Regions from separate parts of the Mus musculus genome. Here all the other regions are linked to region 3. The links are chromatin loops, found by intact Hi-C in ENCODE. Cell type or tissue: heart. All regions are shown on one strand. Links, peaks and the distances in the headings refer to the core of each region. The heading gives the core; the rest is flanking DNA.

Region 1 (5,090 bases), core at 838-3,337, 58 kb after region 3:
TCTCATTCCAACTGCAGTGCATGAGGCCTCCTCTACTGATGTGGAACCTAAGAAGGGCACAGACTCACCTGAAGATCTTGGAAATTCCATCCACACTCTTCACTTCTCCGTCCCGGGTAAGGAAGCTATCCAGGCCCTTGAGCAGTTCTTTGGGGTCTATGGGACCTGAACCCATGATGGTGGCTTCTGAGGTAAAAGAACAACAAAACAAACCAGGATAAATGGATGGCAAGGAAAGGCCCCCACTAACTTACCCCTCTAATAAATCCCATCAGCACATTTAAGACTCAGTGACTCATGTGTGTTCATGTGTACTATTTTCTAGGTAAGAAACATCAGATCTGTGCTCACAAAATAGCCTTGACAACTTAAGAGTGGGGCTAATGAAGACCCATGCAAGCTGCTCACTTCTTCATACTTCTAAGAAGGTCCTGTCCCCAGTTAGCTGCTGGTAATTTGATGAGGTGAGCAGCTGTAGCTTCCTAAGATAACTAAGACGACCCTAGGTATCTGGGTAAAAAACTTAACAATCAATCATTCTCTCTCCAGAAATCAATTCCCTTTATCTTGGCTGCTTAAGAGTCATAATCACAGGTGGGAGAAGTCAGCTCAAGTGGTGGATGAGAAAACAGCGGGGTCCTGAGCAGAGCCCTTCCCCGGGGAGCCAAGAGAAGCTCTTGGACTGAAGAAAGGCAGGAGGCTCTCATGGGCCCTGAATAAGGCTACTCACTGGCCAAACACCAAACAAGTGTTTATTGTTCCAAAGTTCAAGAGAAACTTGGCTTGTGGTTTCAGAAGCAAAGATGCAAACCTGACCCTTTCCTGCCCTCAAGACTCACCACTCTCCAAGACTCCCAAGACAAGCCCCAAATTGAGAACCAGAAACTAGGAACCAAAAGTAATGAAGGTGAAGACGGGGGAAGTGAGACACCACTTCAAACCAGGCTGGGACAGGAGTGAGTTAAACACTACACTCCTTCCATGAATAAGAAGCCACTCTACAGTTACAGAGAGAGAATTCGAGCTGCCATGGTTCTGACTGGGGGTTTTAAGTCATACTTCTATCAGCACTCGCTTCTGGGAAACAAAAGTACAGGCCTCCTCAGCAGCTGAGATGGCCAGGCCCAAAGGGACAGGAAAAAGGTGAGAGCCCTCTGCATCCTGCACCTCACAGAAACAAGGCAGTCCCAAGGGTGAAAAGTCTTAAACAAAAATCATTGTATTTCCTACAGATAAGATTCTTACAATATAAATCAGTTTCCCCCCCCCCCCAGACAAACCAGAAAAGTAAGATGTGAAAAAAAGAACTGTTTTCCTGGCTTAGACATGTTTAACCTGGGTAAAGAGGCTGTTAGACAAGAGTGATTCTCCAGATAAAACAAGATAAAAATTTAAAGAGTTTAAAACAAACAAACAAAAAGTCAGCTTTAAATGTGGACTTCCTAATAACTCAGGGCAGCAGCAAGAGCAGCAAGTAGGAGGTGTTGACGAAGGAGGGTGGCAGCAGTCTCTAGAATAGAGACTGCTGCCTGTGGGCTCAACGGGGAGACGCAGGCAAGTGCTGAACACTGAGCAAAACTTGTTAACCTGCTGTCGCCCAATACCCTGAAACCTGAGGTCAGAGGAGAAAAACATTCAACAGTGGAAATGTTTACTAGTTAAGGGGGCAAATCCACTCATGTGTGGCCATCTGTACACTGAGAGAGGAATTCTTCCTGTGTCCTCAGTGATCTGCAGAAGCCCCAGGTATATAACAGATCTGTTAGACTGGCAAAGGGATGAATGGGCCCAAGGTAAAAATACATATATCCAAGCTAGAGTAGAGTTTTAAAGTGTTTTATACTCACATAAATCTAACAGAACCCCAAATAAATATGTATGAAATTTGACAAGTCTTGAATTAAACATTACTTCATCCCTCTGACACAGCTGACTGAAATCCAGAGCTAAGTAAATATATTTCCTTTGTGCCTCTACCTATGAACTAATAGGCCTGACTCTAATGTCCCCCCCATTCAATAGGCAGACAAGGCAGGGGACAGCCTTTAGAGAAACTGTTACCATTGTACAAAGCTGAGCCATGTCTAGTGCCCTCTGCTGGAAATGGGGCCTTGGTACTTTAAAATTCCCGCTTATATAAACAATAAAAAGGCACAATAGCCAAGGAAGCTGGGGACAAAACAGGAATGTTAAGATGCTGTTTCCCACTGTTATGTACACTGGGCAGGATGGCTGAACTTGTCTCCTCACAGTAAAATGTGAATGTTCTCAGTGCCTTTTCTTCAGTATTATTTACTCCTTATAAGGGACCCCAGGTCCTTACAACCTAGGTCTCTTATTTTCACAGGCAAACTGTAAGGTCTTCCAGTGGGAACAAAGAATCCATCATGCTTGGAGCAGGTCTGTGGTGAAGGCCCAATAATGCTGTGACCATAGTGGGCAGGGATAGCGCTCAAGTATTCCCCGCTCCTGCTCTGGAGTTACAAGTTGAGGAAACTTGCTGTAACCATAAAGAACTCAGGTCATGTTTTCTTTTTCTTTTTCTTTTTTTATGTTAGCCAGCTGCTAATCTCCATGAAGGGCACAGACAAACGGAGACAAGGGAACATCTCCTGTGATGGACGTACCTCCACCTTCTAAGTGCTGGGGAATGTTCTACACTTCTTACTAAAGATCCTAAATTCCTATCCAACTTCAAAGTGAATTTGAGTTGAGGGTTACTTGGTTTAAAATGGTGGGAAACCATCAATCCTGGCTAGTCACTAAACATCTACCACAACTGCATCCTGAAGCTGTTCAGAAAACAAGGTCCATGCAAGCCAGGCTACTTTTTAAAAAAGTCTTCTAACAAGAGGGAAAAGAAGCGCCAGCTCTTCTTTGTTCTGCCCTGGGCTGTCTTCCCTCAGTGTCTCAAGAGCTTCCTGTTATGACAGTGAGTGGACTGTCTCAAGTGGGTCACCTTGCATGGTGAGGCCCTGTGCTTCCCTCACCTTTATTTTGAAAATCTTTTAAACTTCTTAAAGTATTTGGCTTTCAATAAAGACACAAAATTACATCCACCACCCTGGCCCTAGAATTCTGGCCACTGTAAGACTCAGGTTCTCCAAGGTTCCCTAGAAATAGAGAGCCTTGCATTTTTCACCTCCCACCTAAGGCCTTTTTACTAATCCCTGCTCACTAGACATCAGGACCCAGTGGTGGACTATTCAGATCCCAAGGTAGGTGCACTGCAGAGGCACCTGGCAAACTGCTTAAAAGATAAAAAAGACGTGTGGTAAATAGACATGTGGAAGAGGCCCTCCCATTCAATCAGAAGTCCAAGCAATAATGAGAATCCACACCCAGCAGAAAATGAGCCCTGCTGTACCCAAGTCACGGTAGGACAGCAGGACAAAAGGCTTATAAACTCTGTCTAGAAACTCCACCCAGGACTTAAAATAAAAAATGAAAAGTATATGAAGAAACTGTCAAAGACTTGACTTTGAAAAAGCTGGGGAAAGAGATAAAGAACCAGACACCCAATACTGCCCTGGAGGGCGTGGCTCGCAACATGCACGGCAGCCCCAGCACTCAGCAGGGAGGAAAAGAGGACATTCCTTTCCTCGATGCTTTAACAGAATTTCTTTTTAGGAAGGAAGGAAAAAAGAAATTCGAAAAGGTGGCTCTTTGGGAAAAAGAAAGGTTGTGAAATGTAATACCAGAAATGTTTTGCTTACCAGAAACCGTAGCTTGACTCCCCCTGCCTCGAGTTTAAACTGCAGCCTCCTTTCCTAAAGATTCACTTCTCATCCTAGTGCCAACATACAGGAACTAAGCAACTGCAGGTGATGGCACTGAGCACAAAGAGTTTATCCCCAAACTGAGAGGTGAGAATAAGGATGGTTTACAAGAAAGTCCTACCAGTACCCACCCTTTCCCCAGACTGTTACAAAGCAACCAATACCCAGGTAGTGTAAGGACCCTTCCTGAACAGCATGGCACACTGCAGTTCCCTCAGGCCCTGCGTCTTGCCCAAGTCTCTCTAAAGCAGTCGGGGTTGAGCTTTTTTCCACCCCTGTCCACTGAAGCACGGAATAGGTCCAAGCAGTTGTGATGAGTGGAAGGTGAAACCAAGGCAATGGGCTGACTTTTAACACAAAACCTAGAGCTACATACACAAGGACCTGGACAGCCTCCATCCCTAGTGCTCATTAAGCTTTTATCCCTGGAAGATTTATCATATAAGATAAAAGAAACAAGAAAAAAAAAAAAAAAAAAAAAAACCCAAAACGTATTCTCCCCAACAGCAATCTGCAAAGGGAGAGAAGACAGCTGCTTGGGGGCGGAGTCTTCAGAGGAAGCAAGCTGATTACATCACCTTTCACGGTGGCTCCACCCCCTTGACCAAGCGTCTAGGGAAGCCCTAAGCTGACTGGCAAAGGAGAAAAACAAAGGAGAGGGACGCCATTTTGTTATGGAGAAGATTCAAAATTTAAAAGGCCGGGCAGATCTGCCGGTAGCTTTACTTAACACTGTAAGGCACTAAGTTAAAAAAACAAAAACAAAAAACAAACAGAAGCCATCCCTCTGACCACCACCCTCAACTTGACCTATCTTAAATCAGTTTAAGAGCCTATTACTGAAAATAAAATCAATTAATATACAATTTTCTGCGGGATAAGAATCTGAATTTGCAACTAAAATTCAACTTACTACCGCCGACCATCCCAATCCTCCCTACAAAAGCCAAGTGGTAGGACTTGGACCCCTCAACAAATAGGACCGAGGGGGGAGGACAGGAGAAAAATGGGTCAAGACACAACCTGCAACGCCGCTTGCAAGACAAAAGGACAAGCAAGGAAAAGTCGCCATATTTGAAGCAGGGAGGAAAAAAAAAATCTTTTAACGACACAATCTTCTAGAAAGATAGCATTCAAATGCACTAATGGCTTTTAAAATTATACTCCTGAGTTCCACATTTCCCAACCTTTCCACCCTCTTAGCTGTATCCACCACCCACTAAAAAAGTATCAAGTTAAAATGTTAATCACTTTTGCCTTTAAATAACCTATGCAAGCTGAAACAATCACAAGACATTCTTTACCTCCCCA
Region 2 (5,090 bases), core at 1,284-3,783, 140 kb after region 3:
TTTCTCGGTGATAACTCCAGTCTGTGTCAAGTTGACACATAAAACCAGCCAGTACACCTTCATTCTTTTGGGACATCAGCTCCATGCAGTTTTCACCACGATCTTTGCAATTTTGTTTCTCTTTTGAAAATCCTTGAGACAACTCCCTTGGAAACAGAAGGGTAATTCTTTCTTCTGGAGGGATGCGAGGGAGCTGTGCCTTACTGAAATTCCTGTCTTGGGATCACAAAGAACTAGATACTGTGTATCAGGGAAGGACAACATAGTTCTCAGGATTTTCCGCTGAGCTATGCAGTCTGGCTTTTCTAGACCTACTGCGGTGGGCAGCTGGCAGGGCGTGTCCAACACACCTTCCAACTCTGGCACCTCAGATCTCCTAATTACTACATTTCTCCAAACCTCTTTTAGTACAAAATCCTCTCTCAGAATAGAAAATAGGAATCTCGTGTGAGGACATTTTTCATGAAAAAATAAAATCACACACACACAAGATAACCCCAATTCCTCATACAGTACCCACCCATTCCTAACTTCTTTTTGCAGCGTGGACAACAATAGAGAACTACAACTCCCAAAAAAGACTGCGCTCGCCACTGGCTCAGAAACCAATGGCCGCCTGGCACGTGATCGGTTGGTCTAATCAGCGACTGGTTGGGTAGGCTTTGTCTAAGACCCGGGGCGCCCGCCTATCTCCCGCCCCCGGCCGCGCGAACGCGAGCCCCGCCCTGCGCGCCTTCCCTCCTGCGCTCGCCGGCCTCTTCTGCCTCTTAGAACCTTCCTGCGGTCGTGCTTGCATCTCGCTGCTGCAGCCTCCCGGGCTCCGGTCCATCCTTTCAGTCTGAGACCGGCCCAGAAGAAAAAAACCCCAAAAACCTTAATTTTCTTTCTTGTTCGGTACCTACATTGGAACCATCAAAAACAATTATTTCAGTAAACCGTAGCCATGAGGGAAATCGTGCACATCCAGGCCGGACAGTGTGGCAACCAGATCGGTGCTAAGGTAAGGACTTTAAAATTTTAGCTGAAATATGTAAAGATGAGAATTCTGTGTTAATTGTGAGCATTGTTCACGGAGTTCTTGCATTCTCCACCCGTCAGATTTGGCCCCTCAAAGTTTTTCACGTATAAATATAACCCATATTTGTAGCTAGCGTTCTGATATTGAAAAATGAGGAAATGTTTTTCTTGGCACATTTTCGGAAAGCTAATAAAAGAGCCTTTCGAGTTTAGGGAAAAGGAGAGGCTGAGGGACTGTGAAGAGCTGGTCTTAAAAGGGGTTTTCTAACGGTTCGAGGACTGGAGGGATGCGGAAACGATCCGAGACAAAGCCGAGGCGAGGTTTTCCCCTTGCGCCACCCCCACCCAGCCTGGAGGGCTCTACTGGAACAGAATGGAGGGGGGAAGGGGCGAGGTTTGGCGGGCAGCTGCAGAGGTGCCCGGTGCGCATTACCTCTCAACAAAGGCTTGGACACTCCATCGAACCCGCCATCCCAATGCTTTTTTTAGGTAATGACTCTGTATAGGGGCCTACTTTTACTTTTCATTGCCCTTTAGGGTGTGAGCGGTATGAAAGTGAGCTTTTCAAATATGTGAGACTGTCTGGGAGACTAAGGAGAGGGAAGGAAGGGAATAAAGATAGGCAATGGGGCTTTTTAAAGATTTTTCCCCCTTTTTTGCTAGCAATTAACAATGTAGCGGGGGAGGGGAGGGAGGAAGTGCGGCCGCTAAATTGTAGCCGAAGGGTGGGACCCTTTGGGGGCGGGGTTGGAGCCCCTGGCGCGCAGGGACAATGCGGCCCCTACCCGCGGGGGCGCACTGGCCCCGCCCCTCGAGCTAGGCCCCGCCCGCGCTGCTCCCGCCTTTGTGGTTTGCTGGAGGAGCGGCCCGCCACCGCAGTCACGTGGAGCACGTAAGGGGTGGGCGACTGCAGTGGCCGCACCTTTCTCCCCCAACTCTTTTGTGCTGGCCTGGAAGGGCGGTTCCTGGCTTCAGGAGCCAACCTGGGTGCAAAGCCAAATAGGTGGGCTCCAATCCGCCCACATAGAGGTTTATAGCGCCTGACCCACCCATCACCGGTCCTATGCCGAAAGGTTTTAGCCTTCCATCGCGTAGGTTCCTCCATGGGACTTCCGCAAGCAGATAACGGAATTGCAGTGTCTTCACCTCAGCCTCGTTTCAGCGTGTCTGGAATTGAAATGAGGGGCGGGAGGCATGCCTTAGGACTTGAGACATTGAGGCCTCGTTGCTCTTCCCTGTGCAGTTCTGGGAGGTGATAAGCGATGAACATGGCATCGACCCCACCGGTACCTACCACGGTGACAGCGACCTGCAGCTGGACCGAATCTCTGTGTACTATAATGAAGCCACAGGTGAGGGCAGAAATCCCCACTTAACATTTATTCCCTGTCCCCTGTATTGGACAGTGAGCCCAGATGAATGCATCACTGGCTGCCCTGGAACTCCCATAGATCGTCTACCTCTCAAGTGCTGGGTTTAAGGAGAGCATCACCACGCCCTGTTTTTCCACACTTCTAAGTATCTATTACCCCTCTGCATGGTTCCCATTTTTTTTTCCCTAGACTCACACCCTAAGGGACTAAAGATTAGCTCTACTGCCACCAGGTGGTAGTGCCTGGAATGACAACTTTAGTGCTTTGTGGCTGATCTCCCACCCAGAGGTAATGCATTGCTGATCCGTCAAACATTGACTTGAATTCCTGCAGGTGGCAAGTATGTCCCTCGAGCTATCTTGGTGGATCTAGAACCTGGGACTATGGACTCCGTTCGCTCAGGTCCTTTTGGCCAGATCTTCAGACCAGACAACTTCGTTTTCGGTGAGTTAGGTGGAATCGATTTCTATTTGCTCAACTGAATTATTCCAGTCGTTGAAAGATTAAGAAGTATTTGTGTTTCTCTCATATCTTAGTGATTAAACCTTTTCCCTTACTGCATTCCAGGTCAGTCTGGGGCAGGCAACAACTGGGCTAAAGGCCACTACACAGAGGGAGCTGAGTTGGTTGACTCTGTCTTGGATGTGGTGCGGAAGGAGGCGGAGAGCTGTGATTGCCTGCAAGGCTTTCAGCTGACCCACTCACTGGGTGGAGGCACTGGCTCTGGCATGGGCACCCTGCTCATCAGCAAGATCCGGGAAGAATATCCTGACCGTATCATGAATACCTTCAGTGTGGTGCCCTCGCCCAAAGTGTCTGATACCGTGGTCGAGCCCTACAATGCCACCCTGTCTGTCCATCAGTTGGTTGAGAACACGGATGAGACCTACTGCATCGACAACGAGGCCCTCTACGACATCTGCTTCCGTACCCTCAAGCTCACCACGCCAACCTACGGAGACCTGAACCATCTCGTCTCGGCCACCATGAGCGGCGTCACCACCTGCCTCCGTTTCCCGGGCCAGCTTAATGCTGACCTTCGAAAGCTGGCTGTCAACATGGTGCCATTCCCACGTCTCCACTTCTTCATGCCTGGCTTTGCCCCTCTCACCAGCCGTGGAAGCCAGCAGTACCGGGCCCTCACTGTGCCTGAACTTACCCAGCAGGTCTTCGATGCCAAGAACATGATGGCCGCCTGCGACCCGCGCCACGGCCGGTACCTCACAGTTGCCGCCGTCTTCCGTGGACGGATGTCCATGAAGGAGGTGGATGAGCAGATGCTCAACGTGCAGAACAAGAATAGCAGCTACTTCGTGGAATGGATCCCCAACAATGTCAAGACAGCTGTCTGTGACATCCCACCGCGTGGCCTCAAGATGGCAGTCACCTTCATTGGAAACAGCACAGCCATCCAGGAGCTCTTCAAGCGCATCTCTGAGCAGTTTACGGCTATGTTCCGCCGGAAGGCTTTCCTCCACTGGTATACGGGTGAGGGCATGGACGAGATGGAGTTCACCGAAGCTGAGAGCAACATGAACGACCTCGTCTCTGAGTACCAGCAGTACCAGGATGCCACCGCGGAAGAGGAAGAGGATTTCGGAGAGGAGGCAGAAGAGGAGGCCTAAGGCAGAGAGCCCTGCATCAGCTCAGGCTGCTTAGATCCCTCAGCTTTCTCCAACTGCCCTTTGTCCTCCAGTTTCTTTCTGCTGCCTCTGTCTTGTATTTGTTTTGTTCTGTTTTCTCATTGGGGGTAAATGGTGCCTGGCACATGGCAGGCACTCAATAAATATTTGTTTGTGGAATGTCTCCTTTCTCTTTCCACTCTGACAAACTTAGATTTCTGACATTCTGGTTGTTACCCTGTGCTTCCTACTGGTATCTTTTTTTTTTTTTTTTTTTTTTTTTTGGTTTTTCCAGACAGGGTTTCTCTGTATATATAGCCCAGGCTGTCCTGGAACTCAGAAATCCGCCTGCCTCTGCCTCCCAAGTGTTGGGATTAAAGGCGTGTGCCACTATCACCCAACAAGTATCCATTTTTTTAAATTATTATTTGACTGTCCAGTTAATATTCCAGAATATTCTCCAGAAACCTGAGGTCTGCTCCAGATCCTGTGTAGAACCCAGCCCAATTCTAAGAACTCGGATAGTAACCATCATCTTAAAGCAAAGTAGTGGATCAGGGATGCTAGGTAGAGACCACCAGGAAGAGAAGGGGGTGGGGTTTTCCAGTCAGGGCCATTTAGAATCCACCTATGCTTTCAGTCAGCAGGGCTTTGTTTTGTTTTTCTCCTGCCTCATCTCTCAGCCTCAGGAGAGGTATTAACAGTATTATCTCCATTTATATCCTCCCAGCTGTCCTGAGCCAAATCTGCCATTGGAAGTGTCTTCCCTGTATTGGTTCTCCTTTCTCGGAGAGATGGGGGTTGGGGGTGCGGCAAGGTCTTGGTCTTGGTCTCTGAACACTCCCAATTCCCGCTGAAACTCCACACTTGGGAAAGTATGTTTCCACCTGGGTCTTTCAGACACTGCCCAGATGGGCTGTCACCACCTCTGCCCCATGCTCCTCCTGCCCTTGGCTTGGTCATTTCCTACCTTTCTATTTCGTGTTGTACCTGCTTTTTTTTTTTTTTTCATATTGAAAAGTTGACATCGCCCCAGAGCCAAAAATAAATGGGAATTGGAAAAAGGCTGTGAGGCTGT
Region 3 (5,090 bases), core at 1,717-4,216:
AAATAATGCTTCCAGGCAACCACGAGAGCCGGCGGGGCCAGGTCCACCTTGTTCAAGACCAGCACCAGGGCCAGCCCAAGCTCTCCAGTTACATACTCGTAAAGTGCTGGTGGGAAGTTCACAACCTGTGACACAATTGATAAGAGGACAGAGTGACAAGAAGCGAGTCAAGAGTTTGCTGACCCCAGCTCCCTGTCACCAGGCACAGCTCTGGCAGAAGTAGATTCTGTGGTGAAAACAGTTAACCCAGCCGCACCAAGCAGGGAAGGCAAAGCAGGTATTAATAACAACCTGGGCAGGCCTCAGGGAGCTTCCTGCAGGTCATGATGAGAGAAATGGAGGCAAGTCTGACAATATCTGAGTGCACTGAGGTGATGACAGTCAGGAACAGGGACAGGGACCAGGTAAGAAGTACACAGCTCTATGCACGCGTGTACATGTCTGTGTTAGGTGTGTATGGCTGTGTACATCATATGTGCATGTGACAAGGATCAGAGATGAATAAAAAGTTCAGCTCCTGAGGCTGGGGTGCGACTCAGTGGTAAAAAGCTCAGGCCTAGTACGAGCAAGATGCAAGGCCCAGGGCTTCATCCTCGGTGGCAGAGCAGAGCAAAACAAAAGGAAATGCAAATGGTGCCATTGCCTGAGGAACACCAAGGTTGACCTCTGTGGCTTCCCAATTCCAAGCATACCGTCTACAAGTGGGATGGCAAGCACCTGCAAATCAGAGCCTTTCACACACACCCACCAAAAGGTGTAAAAAGAGCTCTCTGGCCGGGCGTGGTGGCGCACGCCTTTAATCCCAGCACTCGGGAGGCAGAGGCAGGTGGATCTCCTTGTAGATCCTGGAACTCACTTTTGTAGACCAGTATGGACAGCCAGGGCTATACAGAGAAACCCTGTCTTGAAAGCCAACCAAACAAACAAACAAAGATCTCTCTGCCTTCCAATTCCTGCCTCAGAACACTCTCATACTAGAATCATCCCCTTTCCCCCTTGCAAACCTTTCAAAGTCCTCACCGGATGTCGGATGTCAGTAATGAGCAGGACGATGTCAGACATCTCTAACACCCGCCACAGCTGCCTCCATGTCTGAAAAGATCAGAAGAGAGACTGTCTTCAGTTTGGCTGCTGCCTGAACCAGGACACTAAGATCACAGTATGTCGACTCAGTAAACACGCCACCATCACCTCCAGATTGTGCTCAAAGTAGCTGAGTTTCTCTGAAGTGTATGCCCCGTGTATCTTCCCAAGGTATTCCTGGAAGCTCCGCTCCTCCTGGCTCATTAGCTGTTCCTTGGACATCTCATAACTCCAAGGAGGCCGCCGGGGAAAGTCCAGGACTGGGAAACAAGGAAAGAGACCGGATAAGCATGAGGACTTTTTCTGGACCCCTTCTCTGGCCAGCAAGTTCCCCAGGCTGATGGCATACACAAGTAGCCCCCACTCACCTGAGCCAGGCTGATACACTTCCCGGATATCCAACTCTAACACTTCAGCACTGACCGGCTGCAACACTTGCTCTCTGGCCGCTCTCTTTCTCCTCTCCACCTCCTCCCGGCTGTCCCGTTCAAAATGCAGCCGGTATCTAAGGGGAAAGGGACCACACATCTAGTGGAGTCCTGTGACAAACAATCTCCTCTTCTGACCACAAAACTGCAAAGGTTCCTCTCCTGGTTGTTCAAGTCTCCTCTAAACAAACTCTTGACAGTCCCCATTGGAAGGCAAGAAAGATTGTGGCCCATCCAGGGAGAACCACCTTCCTTGGCTTCCAGCCTCACTAGTTCCACTTTCAATCCTTCATCGGAAGCTTTTCCTAAGGGTGAGGGCGGGGAAACTGCGGCCAGCGCCCTTCTCCTTGGCTTACCGGTTGGGGTCGTAGCCTCTGGGCCCCAGGCCCTGGGAAGGTTGCTGGTTGAGCCTGCGGATATGATGGGTCACGGATTCCCCATCCGACGTGTCCGTCTGCTCCTCCCGCCGCTCCCGGCTACCGCTGCGGCTGTTGGAACTGGAGCGCAGCCCATCTTGGAGCCCTGAGGGGAGGGGCCGGTGACGCCGGTGTAGACCGGTTCTTAGGGGACCTAAAGCCCCCCGAGCCGGTAGGACAAGCTCTTCTTCAGCCGACCCAACTTCTCCAGAGGCTCCATCTTCCCAACCGCGCGCCCCAACCCCGTCCCGGATGGGCCTGGAGGTCGTCACAGCGCCCTGTGGCAGCAGCAGCAGAAGCAGAAGCAGAGTTTCCCATCCCCCACCCTCCACCCCTCCCCGTCCCGCCGCTGCGGGAAACCCCCACCGTGGCAGCCCACGCGGGATCGCGAGAGCCCACCCACCCACCCCCCGCCCGCGGTGCCGCGGCACAGCCCTCCTCCAGAGCTGCGCAGCGGCCCCGCCCCCTCCCTGACCTCGCTTCCGCTCCCGCTTGTCCTGCAGCTGCTTCTTCTTCTGCTTCACGCTGAAGGGCTTCTTCCTCGGCATGGCCCCGGAGCCCCGGCCCGCCCTCCGCCGAGCTCCCCGCCGCCGCAACTGACTCCCCGGGGCAGCCCCCGCCGGCGGCCCGGGGCCCTGGGGAGGCGGGGCCGCGGTGACGTCAGCAGCGAGCGGCGGGGAGCGGGGAGCGGGGCGGCGGGGATGCAAGCGGCGGCACGTGAGAGTCCGCGGGTCCGGGATGCACGGTGCGGCGAGCGGGAGACGCGCGTGGGAGGCCCGAGCCGACTCCGTCACGGGCGCTACCAAGTGGCAGTCGCGGGAGGGGGGACGCGTGTCACCGCCGCCCGGCGCTCCCGGGAGCTGCCACTCACCTGGCGGGGGCCGGGCGACGGGGCGAGGACACGCCCCACCGCGCGGCCGCCTGGAGAGGATGGCCCCTGGCGGGAGAGCCGGGACTGCGCTGGCTGCCCGGTGGACTGGCTGCCCCGTGGACTGGCCTGCGGCAACAGGACTCGGTAAGGAGATTGCGGAAGAGGCAGGTTCACTGGCCACACGTGCGAGCGCGGGTGAGGAGGAAAAGCGAGCGGGACAAGGACTTTTGGAGAGAGGTCAGAGAGCACGGAGTTGTGGCTGTAGTTGTTGCCATGGTAACTGGGGCCCGGATGTGGCGACCTTAGGATGCGACAGGCCTCTCGCGTGCCGCCAGAGTCCCGAAGCCTGTCCGGTGTCTCACTGGAATGGGGTGGTGCTTTCCCACGTGGAGAGGAACTGCACAAGGGGGAGCAAAGCTTCCCCACGCGCGCGGCGGGGTGAGCGAGGCACCTTGTAGGAGCGAACGGCCGCGGCACATCCACGACCTCCCGGAAGTGGCATGGTGGGCGCCTCGGTCACCCGGCCCATCGCCCACCCGGAAGCGGAAGGAAAGCTAGTGTGCCCCTTCCTCACTGCCCTCCAAATCTTGCTGCAGCCATTGCCGCAGCCGCTATGCCGAAACGAAAGAAGCAGGACCAGCCGCCGCCGCTGCCGCAGCAGCAGCAACATCTCGCACTGTCTGAGCGGGACGAGCCTGGAGATGAGGAGGATGAGCGCCCCATGGGTGAGGGGCAGGGCGTGCACACGCCTGTCAGCCGGCCAGGGGGCTAGGATAGAATGAAATGCGGGGGAGGAGGTGCCAACGGAAGGAGGAAGGGCGCACGCGTGGAGGTGGGGTGGGACGTGGTGGGGGAGGGATGCTGGTGGAACCTGGATTGAGGGCTTCGCTTGCTTGAACCCTCAACCTCAATCTGGCTCCTAATCCTTTCTGGAGAAGGCAGGGGAGGTGGCGGCTCGGCTAAACATCTGGCTTGCGCAACCGCAGAATGGCGGGGGGAGAGGGGTGGCAGCGATGTTACAGATTGTGATGATCGGGAAGACAATTTGTGACCACACTTCCACTGGTTAGGTCAACCTTCTGTGAACTACTCCCCCGAGGGAAGGAGAGGAGAAAAAAACTATGATGGGCCAACAGTTAAGGTGAGGGATTGGGGTACGTGGAATCACTGGCATGTTGTGGATGCAGCACTGTGAGGAAAGAGCTGTTAGAGACCTCTGTTACCCTCTGATGGACTCTCAAACAACTCTGCAGAGGGACGGGCAGATGGACGGGGTGAGAGTTTGCGGCACTGCTGAGTGGATATATGACTTACCTGGTTAAAAACTGAGTGTTATAAGACCACGTAAGGACGAGGTGATCAGTCCTTTGCACCGTTCTGATGGCTGTTTTCTCACGTCTGCTCTTAGGACCACCCAGCCTTCTGGGCCCTCCCCCCATGGCTAACGGGAAGCCTGGTGATCCCAAGTCAGGTGAGGAGAAATTGGGCCCTGATTCATGTTTTAAGCCCTGGAGAAGGGATGGACCCCTAAAGACTTAAACAAAAGCCCAGGGATTGTGTGTACCTAAATGAGGGATCATATATTAACCGTTTGGAAATACGGTGTTGTCAAAATGTTACTTTCCTTCCAGATTAACTCCTAGGTCTGTCTTTATTTGTGTGTAGAAATAAATGTTCTCCATTATAGAGGCTCTAAATGGGACACTACCAAGACCAAAGTGAGAGGGCATAGCAAGATTTAGTGAAAAGCTGCAGTAGCTATGACATTGTGGTTTTCACAGAATGTCAACATAAGTTCTTAACATGTGGAAGGATCAGGAGTTCCTGGCCAGCCTCTCCTGCAATAGCAAATTTGAGACCGGCTAGCCTAGGCTACATGAGACCCTATCTGAGTGCAATCGGAGGCCTGTAGATATATGAACACAGAATTCTGTGTAAAGATGAAATCAACGAAGTGGTTCTGTCAGTAAACAAAGTTGTCTCAATTGGACTTTTTTTGTGTGTAAAACTATGAACTTTGACTTTGTAATAGTCGTACCAAATAAAAACACCAATTCTAAGCAGATTGTAAAATAAACATTCTTATAAAAAGTTAACCATGTCTCATGGTCTTAGAGTAGGTAAGCGTTTGTAAACAGCACACAGACCAGGCATACTGGCAGCAGGAAAGCTCAGAGTTCAGTGTTACCCTGGCCTATATAAGACACTGTCTATAAAATTTAAAAGTAGCCAGGCTGTGGTGGTGCACGTCTTTGATCCCAGCACTTGGGAGGCAGAGGCAGGCGAATTTCT

Evidence for each region. A loop is a pair of places that touch in the nucleus more often than their neighbours do. Peaks named below come from ENCODE experiments on the same cell type or tissue, not always from the same donor. Only the 100,000 strongest peaks of a DNase experiment are listed, where the experiment ranks them.
Region 1: it touches region 3 in a loop (2.4-fold over the local background); 25 of 42 quality-filtered maps call a loop at or near these places.
Region 2: a loop joins it to region 3, with 2.1 times the contacts of the local background. A loop is called at or near these places in 10 of 42 quality-filtered maps.

Annotation. Positions count from the first base shown.
Region 1 is chr17:35,918,404-35,923,493 of GRCm38, reverse strand. It overlaps Ppp1r10 (protein phosphatase 1, regulatory subunit 10), which reads right to left. Exons shown (of 19, transcript NM_001163818.1): 2 at 69-186. The coding sequence starts at 175. Among named protein-coding and RNA genes, the nearest start is that of Mir1894, 3.1 kb to the right of the region's middle. In heart, for the core only: a CTCF peak has its summit at 2,096 (motif pointing left); a DNase peak (open chromatin) is centred at 2,960; H3K4me3 peaks cover 260 bases; H3K27ac peaks cover 1,084 bases.
Region 2 is chr17:35,833,907-35,838,996 of GRCm38, reverse strand. Tubb5 (tubulin, beta 5 class I) reads left to right here and starts at 696. Exons shown (of 4, transcript NM_011655.5): 1 at 696-1,000; 2 at 2,261-2,369; 3 at 2,724-2,834; 4 at 2,958-5,077. The coding sequence starts at 944. The coding sequence ends at 4,015. In heart, for the core only: a CTCF peak has its summit at 2,640; DNase peaks (open chromatin) are centred at 1,376, 1,836, 2,566, 3,246 and 1 weaker place; H3K4me3 peaks cover 2,500 bases; H3K27ac peaks cover 1,395 bases.
Region 3 is chr17:35,977,560-35,982,649 of GRCm38, reverse strand. It overlaps Prr3 (proline-rich polypeptide 3), which reads left to right and starts at 3,355. Exons shown (of 4, transcript NM_145487.4): 1 at 3,355-3,523; 2 at 4,207-4,269. The coding sequence starts at 3,412. It overlaps Gnl1 (guanine nucleotide binding protein-like 1), which reads right to left and starts at 2,695. Exons shown (of 12, transcript NM_008136.2): 1 at 2,403-2,695; 2 at 1,868-2,033; 3 at 1,452-1,588; 4 at 1,192-1,343; 5 at 1,021-1,092; 6 at 1-125. The coding sequence starts at 2,475. In heart, for the core only: a CTCF peak has its summit at 2,894; DNase peaks (open chromatin) are centred at 2,039 and 2,989; H3K4me3 peaks cover 2,500 bases; H3K27ac peaks cover 2,500 bases.